Linked DNA regions of Homo sapiens: region 2 is linked to region 1. A link is a contact called in ENCODE Hi-C or POLR2A ChIA-PET data. All regions are on one chromosome and are shown on one strand. The core of a region is the stretch at or near the end of the contact, and the rest is flanking DNA. Distances in the headings are between cores, read along the strand shown.

Evidence for each region. Hi-C counts contacts between places; a loop is a spot of excess contacts on that map. ChIA-PET counts read pairs that join two places held with the same protein, here RNA polymerase II (POLR2A).
Region 2: a loop to region 1 is called in a map of A673, with 5 times the contacts of the local background. The contact joins two enhancer-like sites. A Hi-C loop is called at or near these places in 1 of 168 maps with a recorded cell type or tissue (A673). POLR2A ChIA-PET finds 5 or more read pairs at or near these places in 1 of 52 experiments (activated naive CD4-positive, alpha-beta T cell).

What each region holds. Positions count from the first base shown.
Region 1 is chr9:20,025,250-20,032,673 of GRCh38, forward strand. It overlaps a transcript of SLC24A2 not described here. Among named protein-coding and RNA genes, the nearest start is that of SLC24A2, 240 kb to the left of the region's middle. Within about 2 kb of position 3,607, at least 2 of the 41 ENCODE cell types and tissues checked have a DNase peak (open chromatin) inside an H3K27ac peak, as active enhancers do.
Region 2 is chr9:20,315,364-20,322,787 of GRCh38, forward strand. No RefSeq gene overlaps it. Among named protein-coding and RNA genes, the nearest start is that of MIR4473, 92 kb to the right of the region's middle. Within about 2 kb of position 4,413, at least 5 of the 41 ENCODE cell types and tissues checked have a DNase peak (open chromatin) inside an H3K27ac peak, as active enhancers do.

The sequences.
Region 1 (7,424 bases), core at 2,357-4,856:
ACCTTAGGGACAAGTATTCTAATCACTCTGTATCTCAGCTCCTAACACTTGGTCACTCAGTAAGTATTTACTGAATAAATGAGTGGTAAATCAATAAATGAATAAGTTGAAGCTAATATTCTATATTCAGTATACAAAACAAGAATATTGACTGGCCTAGAAGTAATATTTAAGCTACAAATTAATCAGGAAAAATATAAAATAAAAGGTAAATATCACCCTTCAGGTGGTGGTTTTAGGTATTTGGGTGAACATTATTACCTGCTCCCTGGTAGTAATAATAATAATAGTTATGACCATAAGAATGATGATTGCCCACACTTATTAATCAGTTACCACGTACCAGCTATCTCTGTGCTAGGAGAGGAGCTATGAAGATGAATGCCACTAATTCCAGTTCTTAAAAAGGTTCTGCTATAGAACTCTTCCAAGTCATCTCCCAATGACCTGGAACGACCAAGTGACCTGGAATTTGAATTCCAGGTGAGATCATAACCTTTGGCTGGTATGGAAAAGTGGAAATGACATCTATAAGAGAGGTGGAGATGAGAGTGACAACATCTGCTTGCCAACAGTTTTTATAGACATCTGCTCAGTGAACAGAGGAGTAGGGAGAGAGAAGAGAGGTAGAAGATGCATCACTGCTATTAAAGAATTATTCAGGACAATTTCTCTTGCCCCTAATAAAAGACACTGTGCCATCCTGTGGAAACATCACCATGATAGTAAGGAATATTATGTATTGATTAAAAGCTTGTTCTCTAGTCAGAAGAACTTGTTTCAAATCCTAATCTGCTACTTCCTAACTAGGTGGCATTGGTCAAATTGCATATTTTTTCTTTACCTCAGCAATAGGATGGGGATTCTTTAAGATCTATTCTATCAGGCTGTTTTAAGACAGAAGTTAAAAATGCAACTGTCTACAGGGGCCTGATTATAATTAAATGAATTAAGGTGGTAAAAAAAATAGGGAATGGTGCTGATTGTAGAAAACTGGATAGCACAGGCCCCATTTAAAGTCATTCAAATTTATCTTTTGAAAACACAGTTCCAGCCTACAGGCCAGATTTGTCTGCATGCCATCAGTCTGCAATTAAATAAGACAATGATCATAAAATGCTTCCCACAGTGCCTAGCACATAGTAAGCACTCTATAAATTGGAGCTATTATTAGCTATTATTTTATCACATTTAAAAAATCCCTAGGACCATTTGCAGATTCTCTTTAAGAGAGGAAATAAATGGCCTCAGAATTACTCCATTGCGTGCCCCAGTTAATGGCATCATTAAAAATAAACAGGCCTTGAAGAACACACAATAGGGACAGGACAGCCTCTTCAATAAATGATGTTGGTAAAACTGGATGTCCACATGCCGAATAATGAAATCAGACTTATCTTATTCTTAACATATTAAAAAAAATCTCAAAATGAATGAAAGACTTAAATGTAAGATCTGAAACTATGAAACTATTAGAAGAAAACATAGGGGAAAAGCTCCGTGACATTGGTCTGGGCAATGACTTTTTGGATAAGACCTTAAAAGCACAGGCAACAAAAGCAAAAAACAGACAAATGGGATTATGTCAACCTAAAAAGCTTCTGCACAGCAAACAAACAATCAACAGAGGACACAATTTGCAGAATGAGAGAAAATATTTGCAAACTATCCATCTGACCAAGGGTTGATGTCCAAAATATATAAGGAATTCAAACAACTATATAGTAGAAAAAAATAAGTTAAAAACATGCAAAATATCTGAATACAAATTTCTCAAAAGAAGACATACATATGGCCAACATGTATATTAAAAAAGTGCTCAAAGATCACTAATCATCAGAGAAATGCAAATCAGAACCGCAATGAGCTATTATCTCATCCCAGTTACAATGACTATTATCAAAAGGACAAAGATAGCATGGAGAAAAGAGAACCCTTGTACACTCTTGGTGGGAATGTAAATTAGTACAGCTATTATGGAAAACAGTAGGGAAGTTTCCCCAATATTAAAAATAGAACTACCATATGATCCAGCAATCCCACTACTATGTATACATTTAAAGGAAATGCAATCACTACGTCAAAAAGATATCTACATTCCCATGTTTACTGCAGCATTATTCACAATAGCCAAAATATGAAATCAATCTTAGTGTCAATCAACAGATGAGTGGATAAAGAAAATGTGGCCTATATACACAATGAAATACTATTTAACCACAAAAAGGAATGAAATCCTGCTGTTTGTGACAATATTGATGAACGTAGAGGACATTACGTTAAGTAAAATAAGCCAAATCCAGAAAGATAAATACTGCATGATCTTCCTCATGTGAAATCTAAAAATGTTGATCTCATAGAAGTAGAGAGCAGAATGGTGGTTATTAGAGGCTGAGGTTTTTGAAGGGAAGGAGGGATGGGGAGGTGTTTGTCAAGGGATATATGAATTCAATTAGACAGGAGGGATAAATTTTAAGATCTATTTCATAGCAAAGTGACTACAGATAATGACAATATATGGTATTCTTGAAAATATGCTCTCACCACAGAAATGATAACTATGTGAGGTAATATATTTGTTGATTGGTTTGATATAACCACTACTCAATGTATATATACTTCAAAACATAATGCTTTACATGATAAAAACATACAATGTCAATTTTTTTTTAAATGGGCTTTAGGCCAATTCAGTGATACAATAAGTAAAGAAGCCTGCAGTTGGTTGTCGTTAAATAAGAGAATGTGAATGATCTCATGTTTAGGAAGCCAGAACCATCCATGGTGTGCAGGGAAGCTGTGCAGGGGAGACCCCTGGAATACATTTTGGACTCTGATACCATTGTAATGATGAGTAGCAAAGCAGTTGCTTAAGGAAGCAGAAAAGAAGGGATTCCTGCCAGCTGGTATTCAATTCTACCTGCCCATCCCTTCCAAGGTAACATCATAGAAGGCTTTGGGGTTTGATAGACTTTGGGGTACAGCCCTCATTTCCCCCACCTGCAACACACAAGGGGATTTTACCAGCCTAAGCTTTGCTTGTCTCCTCTGTTACATTAAGGATGGTAATGCATTAGCACTGATGGTTCAGCCAGCACTCTGCTGCATAAGAGGGGTTCAATACTTTTAACCTTCCTTCCTCCTCATTTCCTGTGAATAGTTTTACATTGTTCAGGCTATTTATTTTTTGCTCAAACACCTCCTAAATTTCCATCTGTCTAAAAATGGGGGCAGGAAAGTGCCCAAAGTCTCATCAGTCCTGCCTGCTCTCACCCTGCCACTCCCTTCCCTAATTGACATCCATGGGTTCCAAAGGACCCAAATGGCTCCCCACCCTGCCCTCACTTCTTCCGCCTTCCATAGAAACGTGCCATTCTGCTCGGGCTTCTGCCCCCGCCTTGCAGAGCCCATCAGGCTTACTAGAAAGCTCCCCAAAGGGCAATAAAAATTTTTGTCAATCTCAGGCCCACCTGCGGCATCTCTTGAGTACACATCCCCCTGTCTGTCCTCCTCCTTTGATTCCGGGCTTTGTAAATCTTTTACCACATGTTGTCAAAAGCCTGGCAGATCCCCCAAATCCTTCCCTGATAACACTCATTCTCTTTAAACAACCTGGCAGTACTTCTAAGTGAGAAAAAGCCCTAAAATAAAATACACCGTGTTTAGTCTCTAAGGTCATTTCCTGGCTTTGTCCAGCCGTTTCTGTTTCCTCTAACTAATCACCAAGCGACAGTCCTGGATTTATTGTGGAGGCTACTTGAAAGTTTGGGTGAACCTCTCAAGCCAGACTACACACACCCTCCATCACCCTTCCTCCCACTTCCCAGCAATTTCTCACTCACTGTGATTTAGTGTAGGGGCTTGAGGTGCAACTGTGACCACAGCTACATCTTCGTCACCAAAGCTATTTGGAAGGCAAAGGGGCCAAACCAGCATGGTCTACACAGCTGAGCACTGTGGTTATGATACAGCCCGTGAGTCCATGCCTGGCTGGGGGACAGCAGCCTTCCACGTCCCAGGCAGTAAGTGGCAGGAGAGCTGTGTGTCACCCTTGGCATGCTCATCATTAATTTCCAACTTTCAGTAGGTGCTCTCTAATAATGACACCTAATGTTTTAAAAGGATTTTCATGGGCAAGGTGAATTGCTTTACTTCATTTACTATCACAACAACCATGTGAGGTAAGAACTCTTCATAAAGAATTTTTAGAAACACCACAGTTCCAACCTCAGTCCATCTGACTGCAGCATCCATGCTCTTATGGGTCTCTGTTGGGCTGTGATATTCTCACCCCACAGTACTGATCCAAAGGTTGGATACTGCCTGATCTCAATGGAAAACAACCATAGTCAAACACACCTATACTTGTGAAATGTCAGGCAGTTTTTGAGATACTACATAGATTATTGCATTTAACCCTCACAACAACCCAAGAAATGGTTATGTTTATGAGTTCCATTTTACAAAGGTGGAAATGGGATTCCATGTTAGAAGCAGCATTTGAACTCAGGCAATATGAGCTTTAACCCTGATACTAGCTAGAGTTCCTGGGATATGGGTAAGTGTGTGTGTGTCTGTGTGTGTGTATGTGTGTGTATGCATGTATGTGTGTGTGGTGGAGGAACCAGGTGAAACAAGCAGTTATATTATGGTGTGACAAGCCCCATGTTAGTGTTGCACAAAGGGTGCTGTGGCAGCATAGAAAATGGGCCTGTACTAAACTTGAGGGTTTTTTGAAATGGCATCACAAAATAGGTGACATTGGAGGTGAACTTTGATGGAGTAGAAAAGTTTACCGCATTAGAAAGTTTAATAGGAGCTCTCTGGAGAGCACATTTTAGACCTAGAGAGCAGCATATGCAAAGGCATACAGCACCACAGGCAGGACTGAGCCCCTGCACTGGTTCCCCAGGACTGGAGGGAGGAGGCAGGACATTGAGTGACTTGGCAATGGAGCAGAGGCCAGATGTGAAGATACTTTTAAATTGTTCTATCACATTTGAAATTATTTCTGAAAGTTATGGGGAACCTTGAAGGGTTTCAGGAGAGCAGTTCTGTGATCACCTGGGTGTTTTAGATAAATCGCTACCTAAAGGGTATACTGAAGGGGAAGTCATATCTGAGGTCTGGAGAGAGCTGCTACGGTAACCGAGCTCCTCCTGTACAACCATGCAGAAAGGCAGTGTGAAAGTGCAATTGCACCACACAGAAAGGCTCCAAGTGCCATACTATGAGGAGGAAGGGGACTGACTGGCTGCACCAATACGGTGAGCCAGTCATCTGGTCACTCATCACATTTCCTGTATGCCTATGATCTTCTGGGACTATACTCACAACTTTCTGGACAAACCCCACCCTTTCTGGCTCCATGTCTTTCTCCACTACTGCAGCATCACTTACAGACTTTTCAGTATGTGCCAGGTGCTGTTGTAAGAGTTCTGTAAATACTACCTCATTTAATTTGCTTATATAAGGCAGTTATGAAGTGGGTATAACCATAATCACAGTTTTACAGATAAGAAAACTATTAGTAACTATTTAGTGAAATGAGTCCTCTTAGGAAACTACCAGGAGAGTGGAGAGAGATGAGGAAGTTGCAAATGTAGTATCCCTTAATATGTCATTCTATGTAGCTAAGTGATGACTCCACCCGCTGCTCACCCCCACCCTACTCTCACCTCACATGGTCACTGGCACTTCCTATTGGAGGAAAGAAACCCTTTTGGTGAGGAAAAGATTTGCTAGACTGCTTCTTTATTCCTTGGCCCGTCCAAAGACATCATGTATGCTGTGATAATGCCACTCTGCTTTCAATATTTAGAATATAGAGAGAGATATGGATATAGATATATATGTATACACACACATATATATTCACATACACACATATATATGTATACACACACATATATATTCACATACACATACATATATGTGTAGGTGAAGAGAATTGCTTTACTTTGCACATACACACACACCCTGTGTGTGTGTGTTATTTCTCTACTTATAAAATGTGTGTGTGCGCATATATATATATACACATATATAAAATATATTTCTCTTTTAAAGTGTGTGTGTGCCCATATATATGTACACACACTTTATATATATATATATATATATATAATTTTTTTCTGTACTTATAAAGTGTGTGTGTGCGCATATGTGCACACACACACTTTAAAAGTAGAGAAAAATCTCATGGTGCATTGAAATGCTAAGAATTAAATTTTTATAAATTAAAGAGTAAGCCACCAATGAATGGATTATAAATAAGTTTAAATTTAGTGGACCATAATTGTGAGAGAAGGATGTACTTTTTTAAAAAAATCAAAAGATCACTAGGAATAACACCAATGTCTATCACAGAGTTATGTGAGGGTTCACTGAGATGAGCTGTAAAAGGTGTCACTACAAAACTTGTTATAGAACACAGCCTCCATATACATCATTCCATTCCCAGGTCCCCAGGGATAGAACTCCAGGCTGCTGGTCAGCCCCAATCCTGACTCTAGGATTTTGGCACTTGTATCCAGACAACCTAGGACTCAGCTACAAGTCACCTCTGTTGCTGTAGGGGCGTTGGTGGGCTGGTAAATGTTTAACAACAGCACGAGAGAAAGAAAGAAAAAGCCCAGATTTGTAGTGTGCACCAATTCTAATTGTGTAAATACTCCCATAATCACCGATATCAAAATATCAATATGATATCAGAGAACCTAGAGTTGAGAGGGACACAATTCAGATCTTATGAGTCAGTGTCTGCGTTTCAAGCTCGTGACTGCCCCAAGGGACTCTGACTATGCGTCTAGTCTGATGGGCTCCTATGTATTTCCTAAGGCCTGATCTATACCTTGAACAGCCTTCTATCTTATCAGGTTCTTCAGTTTTTGTTACCCTGGACCTTTTTAACCGATTAAAGCTTTGGGTGGGAATTGAGGCCAGGAAATGCTCTTGTCTCTTTCAAATGGGAGATACTTCAATCTAAATTCCTTAATTCTCTCTGTTACAATGATTGCACGTCTTTTCACTGTTTAATTAACAGAGGAGAGCTCTCTTGTATATTTGACCCACAGCAATTAAGCCACCAGCAAAGTTTGCAGGGAAAAGAAGGATGATGATTTAATTAGAGGTTAAATAATGAATTATTAATTATTGAATTGAATTAGTATTAATTAGTTTGTAAAGTGCAATAATTACATCTTTTGTGTTTTAGTATGGGACTGTGTTTTATAATTATCTGCTAAATCAATTATGTAGCCATTAGCATTTTGCCCAAGGGTCGGGTTACCATTGTTTTTTGTTCTCTGCAGACTGTAGATGACAGAGAAGTACGGTAACTATGTTCCTTCACATAAATTGTATCCTGTTTACAGTAAAATGTTAGACAACTTAGGTCATTGAGTGCTCAGTTTTTCAGTTAA
Region 2 (7,424 bases), core at 3,163-5,662, 290 kb after region 1:
AGGTGTCCAGTAAATGTTAGCTATTATTACCCACAGATTACATAACACGAACACACATCATTTAGTGAAGTGGGAGGTTTGATTTGCAGGTTTAACTAGGGTAGAGTGAATTCTCCCATTACTCTTTCTGTTGCACACCCAGATGGTAAGTTCTGGTGAAGGCCACCTGTGAGTCCCTGCAGGCCCTGACTGTGAGGTGAGAGCCAGGGGCTGGCCTAGAGCCACAATTCCTACCCCAGCCTCAGCCCAGAAGGCATCCAACCCAGAACACACCTTTTTTCTTGGGGAATGAACCCTACAATAACCTCTGCCCTTCATATTTTAAAATCTCCCTTTCCATAGGGGTGGGCTCCCAGCAACCATCCTGGTCCTGTGTGCTCCCTCCACCACCATAAACACAATTGATTGGATTAGGTGCGGACACCTGACTCAAGCTGATCCAATCAGATTTTCTTCTTTGGGCAATTTGGAACTTGAACTTGAACCAAGTCAGCCTCTATGCGGCTGGAAATATGAGACATAAATATGGGAGATGTGAATCAGAGCAGCAGCAGAAAACTCCAGTCCTCTAAAAGAAAAAAGAGAAGAATGAGTCACAGAAGGCTTCCAGTTTCTGGCTCTAATCCCCTCCACAGGCACAGTTACATTAGTGCCTTTATATTTTGTAAGATGTTTCTGGGTTCTTAGAATTTATGCCCTTTTTCTTTTTTTTTTTTTTTCGTTTCTTTAAGCCAAGTTGACTGGTTTCTAGGTTGTCAGTTTTTTGTTTTGTTTTGTTTTGCAATTAAAACATCAAAACCTATACAGACACTGAAAACATGGTAAATCTCAACCTCCTATTGATTGTAACAGAAGAATAAAGGTGAGGCCAAAGCAACCGCTATCAAGCTTGAGATCAGCTTCCATACCTCTCCCCAAAGCAAAGCCATGTGCAGGGGAGAGGATGTCTATTACATGTGGGTGACCAGAGTACTTAGGGCAGCACAAAGTGGTAGTGGAGAGGAGGGGAGGGAGAGCTGGATGTAAGAGGCTCCCCCAGATAATCTGCCATGGCTGTTGCATTCGTTTCTGCCTTCATCCATTCGGTGTTGCCATAACAGAATTCCTGAGACTGGGTAATTTATACAAGAAAGAGGTTTATTTAGTTCACAGTTCTGTTAGCGGGAAAGTCCGACAGCATGGCACTGACATCTGCTGAGCTCTGGCGAGGGCCATGGGCTGCTTCACTTTCAGTGGAAAAGCAGAAAGGCCAGTGGTCACACACAAAGAGGCAGGCAAGAGGGGCTGGGCTCACCTATAACAATCGCTCTCTCTGGAACTATTCCCTGCATAGTGAGAGAGGTGATAGCAGCGTTACTCCAGGACCCAAACGCCTCCCTCTAGGCCTCTCCTCCCAACGCTGCCATCAGGGGAATCAAATGTCAACATGAATTTTGGTGGGGGCAACCCACGTCGAAACCATGGCAGTTTTCTCGGACTGACATAACAAAATGCCACAAGGTAGATGGCTTAAAATATTAATAATAGAAATGTATTGTCTCACAGTTTTAGAGGCAAGAAGTCTGAAATCAGTGCCACACGGGACATGCTCTCTGAAACCCAAAGGGGAGGATCCTTCCTTGCCTCTACCTGGCTCCTGGTGGTGGCCATCAATTCTTGGCATTCCTTGGCTTGCAGCTGCATTGTGACAACTTTTGTCTGTGTCATCAAATGGGGATCTCCCTGTGTGTCTCTGTCTTCCCATGGGTGCTCTCCTGTGTCTAAATTTCCCTTTTCTTCTAAGGATTCCGTCATTGGATTAGGGCCCACCTTAATGACCTTATCTTAACTTGATTACATCTGCAAAGATCTAACTCCCAAAAAGGTCACACTCACAGGCACCAGGTGTTAGGACTTCAGTATTTTTTGGAGGACACAACTCAACTCACAGCAGTGGTCACAGGGAAGAGGAACTACTGCTACTCACTGTGACGCTTATCATTCATCCAGGAAAACAGAAATCATGCTGAGAGTTTAAAGCAGAGGGGATTTGGTGCAGAGAAGAGGTAACAGGTGATAGGGAGGCTGAGAAGCCAAAGAGGAGGCAGCATACAACCCAGAGATTAGCAAGAGCAGAAAGCTGCTGCCATGCCTCAACTGCACAGACAAATTGAATGTCAGGGTTAGGCAAGACTTGGGGCCTGGGTCACCTACTAAGTGGAAATGAGGACCATGGCAGCTCTGTCAGGAGGAAATTGGAGCCAGGCAGGAGGAGAGAAAGAGGATAGAAATACCTGGGCTTCTTTCATCCTCCCACCCTCCAATCTCCTGCCAAGGCCTCAACAGGCCAGAGATCTGGCTGACACCGGAGATTGCAGGGATGGCCTCCTGACACACAGAGAGAGCAAGGATTGGGAGAGAATAGAGCTGAGGGCAAGCAGCCCAGGCCTGGCCTAATATCCACTGTGCATGAGTCTTTAAAGTCTCACAACTTAGGATGTGAGAATTACTGTTCTAATCTTACAGAGATGCCGAGACTGTGAGAGTGTCAGTAGCTCACTCCAGAGCGCCAGCTCCGAGATCCATTCCAACTTGGGTCTGCACATGTGGTGGCTCTAGGGGCTGTGGCTCCTTCCCCTCCACGTTTGTAGGTTCCATTCTGATTCCTTCTTGCCTCTATCTGTGCTGTCCCTAAATACACAGGCCCCATACAAACAAACCACATGAGGGAAAGCCCTCCTGTAAGGGACCCAGTGGACAAGGACAGACTCAACAACCACTGGGTCACCATCGATATTTCCTCTCTTGCCCTTTGGGCTTTTGCTCAGATCTCAGGCCATACCTGCTCCCTCTCTGACTGCCCCTCTCCCTCTGTGACCTGGCCCTGTAAACATCCTAACCCTGCTTCCCTGGTGAACTTCTTTTTCATCCTCGAGACCTTATCCTAGTCAACACGTTTTCCAGGAGGCCTTCTCTGGCCCCTCAGACCAGCCCACCATGTGCCCCTTGGCTGCAGGCAATTCCTCTTTCATTATCCTCATGCGCTTTGTGATTTGGGGCCTGGTGGGACAGTCTGCTGAACCATTCATTCATGGGTGTTCTGTGGTTCCATTTCTTCATTTCTACCAGGTGCCTGGCTTTGCATTCCTTTGCTGCAGGGATTTTTCCAGAGAGAAAGTGGAAGCTGAAGGAAGACATTGTTCTTCATGTAAAACACCCAGTCCTTTGCAGGCAAAGCAAAGGGTGAGAGCCCTTCCTTCGATGACAGGAAGAGAGGAGAGAAATTCTCAAGGTGGATGACGGTAGACAGATGCTGAGCTTAGCAGAGACCAGACTGAAATGTAACCAAGTGTTAGTGGAATACTTTTCCCCTGAATACATTTACTAAAAATTCAGCCTTTTAAACAATTTTTTGTTTTGAGTTGGTGTCTTCCTCTGTCACCCAGACTGGAATACAGGGACACAATCATGGCTCACTACAGCCTCAAACTCCTGGCCTCCAGAGATCCTCCCACCTTGGCCTCCCAACATGCTGGGCTTTTTAACAATTTTAAGTCATATGTTGACATGGCTGCTGTTAAGAATATGACAGATGATAGAGGAAAGAAATTGGACAATTAAGTGCCCAGTCTCCTATTAGAAGTTGGACAAGAGTACCTACTCCCCTATCATCCAAGGGTGGCTCAGGCCCTATTCTGCAGACCACCCCCTCCCCTCCCTGGTTAGAGCCTGCCTGTGTCTCCGACAGAAGTGTGCCTAGGGAGCTGTGAATATTCCTCAGAGAGATGGCCAAGGCGTGCACCTGAGGACGCCAGGGCCTTGTCATGGACTTTCCAGCTCAGGTGGACATTCATATACCCACAGGTCACACTGACACAGCAGAACACACTGAGCTGCCTCACATCTTGGCCTGCTTGCCCATCTGGAGACTGAGGTAAAATAGAGATGTTGGCAGCAGCTATGATGGACCAGAAACCAGAGGCCCTTCCTGTGTTTTCAGAATCCTCGTGAAGGCCCTGGGCTTCTGGTGCAAAACTAGGAGTTGGAATTTCCTGCTGCCCTGGCAGGATGAGAGCTTAGAGTCAGCTTTGACTTAAAGAAAACAAACAAAAGTGTGTATTTTTGCACATGAATTGTTGACTGAGGTTCATGCCCACACGATTTGTTTAACGTGTGACTTTTCCAAGTCCCTGACAGCCAAGACTGCCTGAACTCACGGCCCAACGCCCCAACGCATAGTAAGTGCTCGGTCAATATTTCCTGAGTCGAGTGAATGGGTAGTTTTGGAAGTCAAATCTTGGAAGAGCATTTCTCTGTTTCCTCCGGGCAGACCCTGCAGGCATCAGCTCCAGGAGGCATTCGTCCTGACGGTCCCCTAAACCCTGCTGACACATGAGCAGACACTGCACAACTGCACTGGCGGTTTCTGTCCAGACAGGCACTCCCTCTGTGGTGAGAAATACCTCTGAAGTTGCCTAGCATCTTGGGGCTCCTTGCCCATCTTTAGAATTTTCAAGTGCCCCAAGCTATTGTGAATGTGTTCAATGTTTATATTCCAAGCAGCTTGAATCTATGCCTTGCAAAAATGCAAGTTGGAAAGTTAATTCATTCCTTTATGTCAAGGTAATTGCAGTTTCACCCTAATCCTCTCTTGTCAAAGACATTTCTACAATGCAGGGAGTTATCTTTTACAAGAGACACTTCAAGGTGATTTAATAACAACACTTGCTATGAGTCACATTTTCCCTGTAGTCATCTACTCTTCAGCTTGGGAGAGCAGGGCTTCAAGTACAGAAGAGAGAAGGCATTTGGCTAGTCACATAACCCACTTACACACGCTCAGCCAAATGTACACCTTCAAGAGAAAAAGAAAGCCCTAATGAGCACTTGTGGTAACTAAGGTGCTAAACGAGATCTTTCCAAGCAATGCTATTTTTGTTTGTTTGCTTTAGGGCAAGCTATATTCACTCAGTGCTTTGAAACTTAAGACACGTATGAATTTCATGACTGCGGACAAAGAGGAAATTTGATATGGAGATTAATTATTAATTCAACATTTACTGAGCCCCTACTATGAGCTGTGCTAGGGGCTTGGCTACAACAGCACACAGGCTTGCCTGCCAGCTGCCCTCACCAAGCTAGTGGTCCAGCAGGACTGCAGATGTCAAACAAATAACAAAGGCCAAAGATGTCTCTTTCTCTCTCTGTCTGTGTCTCTTTTAAATGCAAAACTATAAATTTATTTTATATACTCCTTTTTACTTCATCTGCATGATAAAAGGAATACAGATGTATTTTTTAATGTAACCAAATTCCCATCTCACTGCGCAGTAGGAAAAAGTCTACCCACTCCTCACAGTTTCTAGTTCTCCCCTCACAGTGGAGCTCATCAAAAGGCAGAGGACATTGGCTGGGACGTGACCAGGTTTCAGGCAATTTGGGAGTGAAAGGCCAGCAGGCAGCTTTATCTTGAAGACTGTTCAGCTCCACAGGGTGACAGATTCTCCCACCAACCATGTCTCTGTCAGCCTCAGCCCAAGAGAAAATTGAGCTGAATAAGAGAGGTCTCAGTGGAAATTATATTGGAAAGACTCACCATAATGGCTTCCTGAAAAAAATACATAAACAAAACACATTTTTCCATCCAAATTAAACAAGTAGGTCAAGAGGGCAACTTTGCCAAGTGCCACTTACTCCCACCTCCAGCTGGAATTTTCTGGGCATGCCAGCACTGGTGTTACTTGCCGTAGGCAGATTCTCTACCCATACTTACAAAAATCCACACCAGCTACTTCTGATGGAGTTCTTAGCGTGCCTCTTTCAACTGGATTTCTAAACAAGGAACAATGTAATTGGCAGGTAATAACAGGCTAACAGGATTGTCTTAACAGATACTGGTGCCTTTTCAGTTCAGACTTTCACCAGCCAAGAGGTTCTATACAAAAGATCCACACATCAGAGCCATGTGATGAGAGGCCAAAACACTGGAGAGCTGTAACCCTGAATGAAGGAGTCAGGTTTACATATTGATTCAAAAAAAAATTGCTACTCTTATCCCTGTGTGACATCATGCTTTGAATATGATCATTGAAGATGTTACTTGGAGTGCAGCTACCTTGAACCCTCGGTGAAATGAAATGGGATAGAAAGGAGTAAGATTGTTGGGGGCTTTAACTACCGTTCCACACTTTTGAAAGTTAGAAAAACAAAGAGCAACAGCAGCTGCCTCTGTGTTGGTAATCATATTTTCCACCAGCAACTGGCTCCCATTGGTTGGAGCCAATCCTTTGCTGTAACAGAGGATCTAAGCTGCCAAGAGAAGGTCCTCATGTTCAGATAGAGCAATAGAGCGGAGCATTTGAAATGAGGAGCTTCACACCAGTCCCCTGTAGGTCTGAGTGCCTGAGGCTCCCTGCAATGCGTGCACACAGTCATTATGCTGCTCCACAGAAAGAGATGGGAGCTGGATGAGTCCTTCCCTGATGACTTGTATGAGCTAATGATCCTACCGGAAATAGAAAAAAAAAAGAAAAGAAAAAACACTAGTCATGTGATTTCAAGACAGTGACAAAAGCTTAAGCTGAGGTTGCCACAAAAGGTTGTGGGAAGGGGTGTGGTCTATAGGCATGGGTGCAGCCAGGGCTGAGAACGACTAGTTAGCTGAAAACAGCTGCTTTTCTTCACCAAAATATATGGGTGAATAATGCACCCTGTTTTCCAGGGGGATAATGCAAACAAGTGCTCTGTCAAGGTAATTTTTGTATTCCACAGGGATGGCGGGGCCATGTGGGGAACCACAGCTGTGGAGTGGGGATGTAGTATTGCTTAGAGCCAGGTGTGTGGGTCCCAAAGCAGATGTCAGTGCTTAAAATTAGTAGGAATGGGAGAGCCATGCCTAGATCTTTGCTCTGAGATACAGTCGTAGTACCCAAAAAAGAAGTTCCGGTAGTGGGAAATGTAGATTTAGAGCTGGGCTGTTTGACGGGAAGGCAGGGAATGGCTTATGCACCAGCAGAAAGCCAGTTTCCACCTTGCATATCCAGTGAGGTTGCCACAGGGCCATGACCTTCATTCCTGGGGTGCCCTGCCCTCAGCTCATTGGGTGTCTGTGTGGCTAGAGTTTGGTTCTGTGTGAGGAGCAACTTGGAGGGGGGAATGGACTTTAGCTCAATTCAACCAACATGACTGTATATTCACTCGGCATCAGGTACTGGGATTTCAAAAAACTGGACATTGATGTAGCACACTGATAATGGAGCCAAAATCTAAACCACTCTGGAAAATCCAGGGTGACCACTGTACTTAAGTGCCACAAATAGCTATTTTGCATAATCAAAGCTTTGGGCTTGAAGGCTTTGTTCATGCTTTTGCTGCTCACTCATGACCTTTCTCAGGAATTAGTGCTGCCATATGTTGGAGATTTACCTGTATTAGATTTTCACATG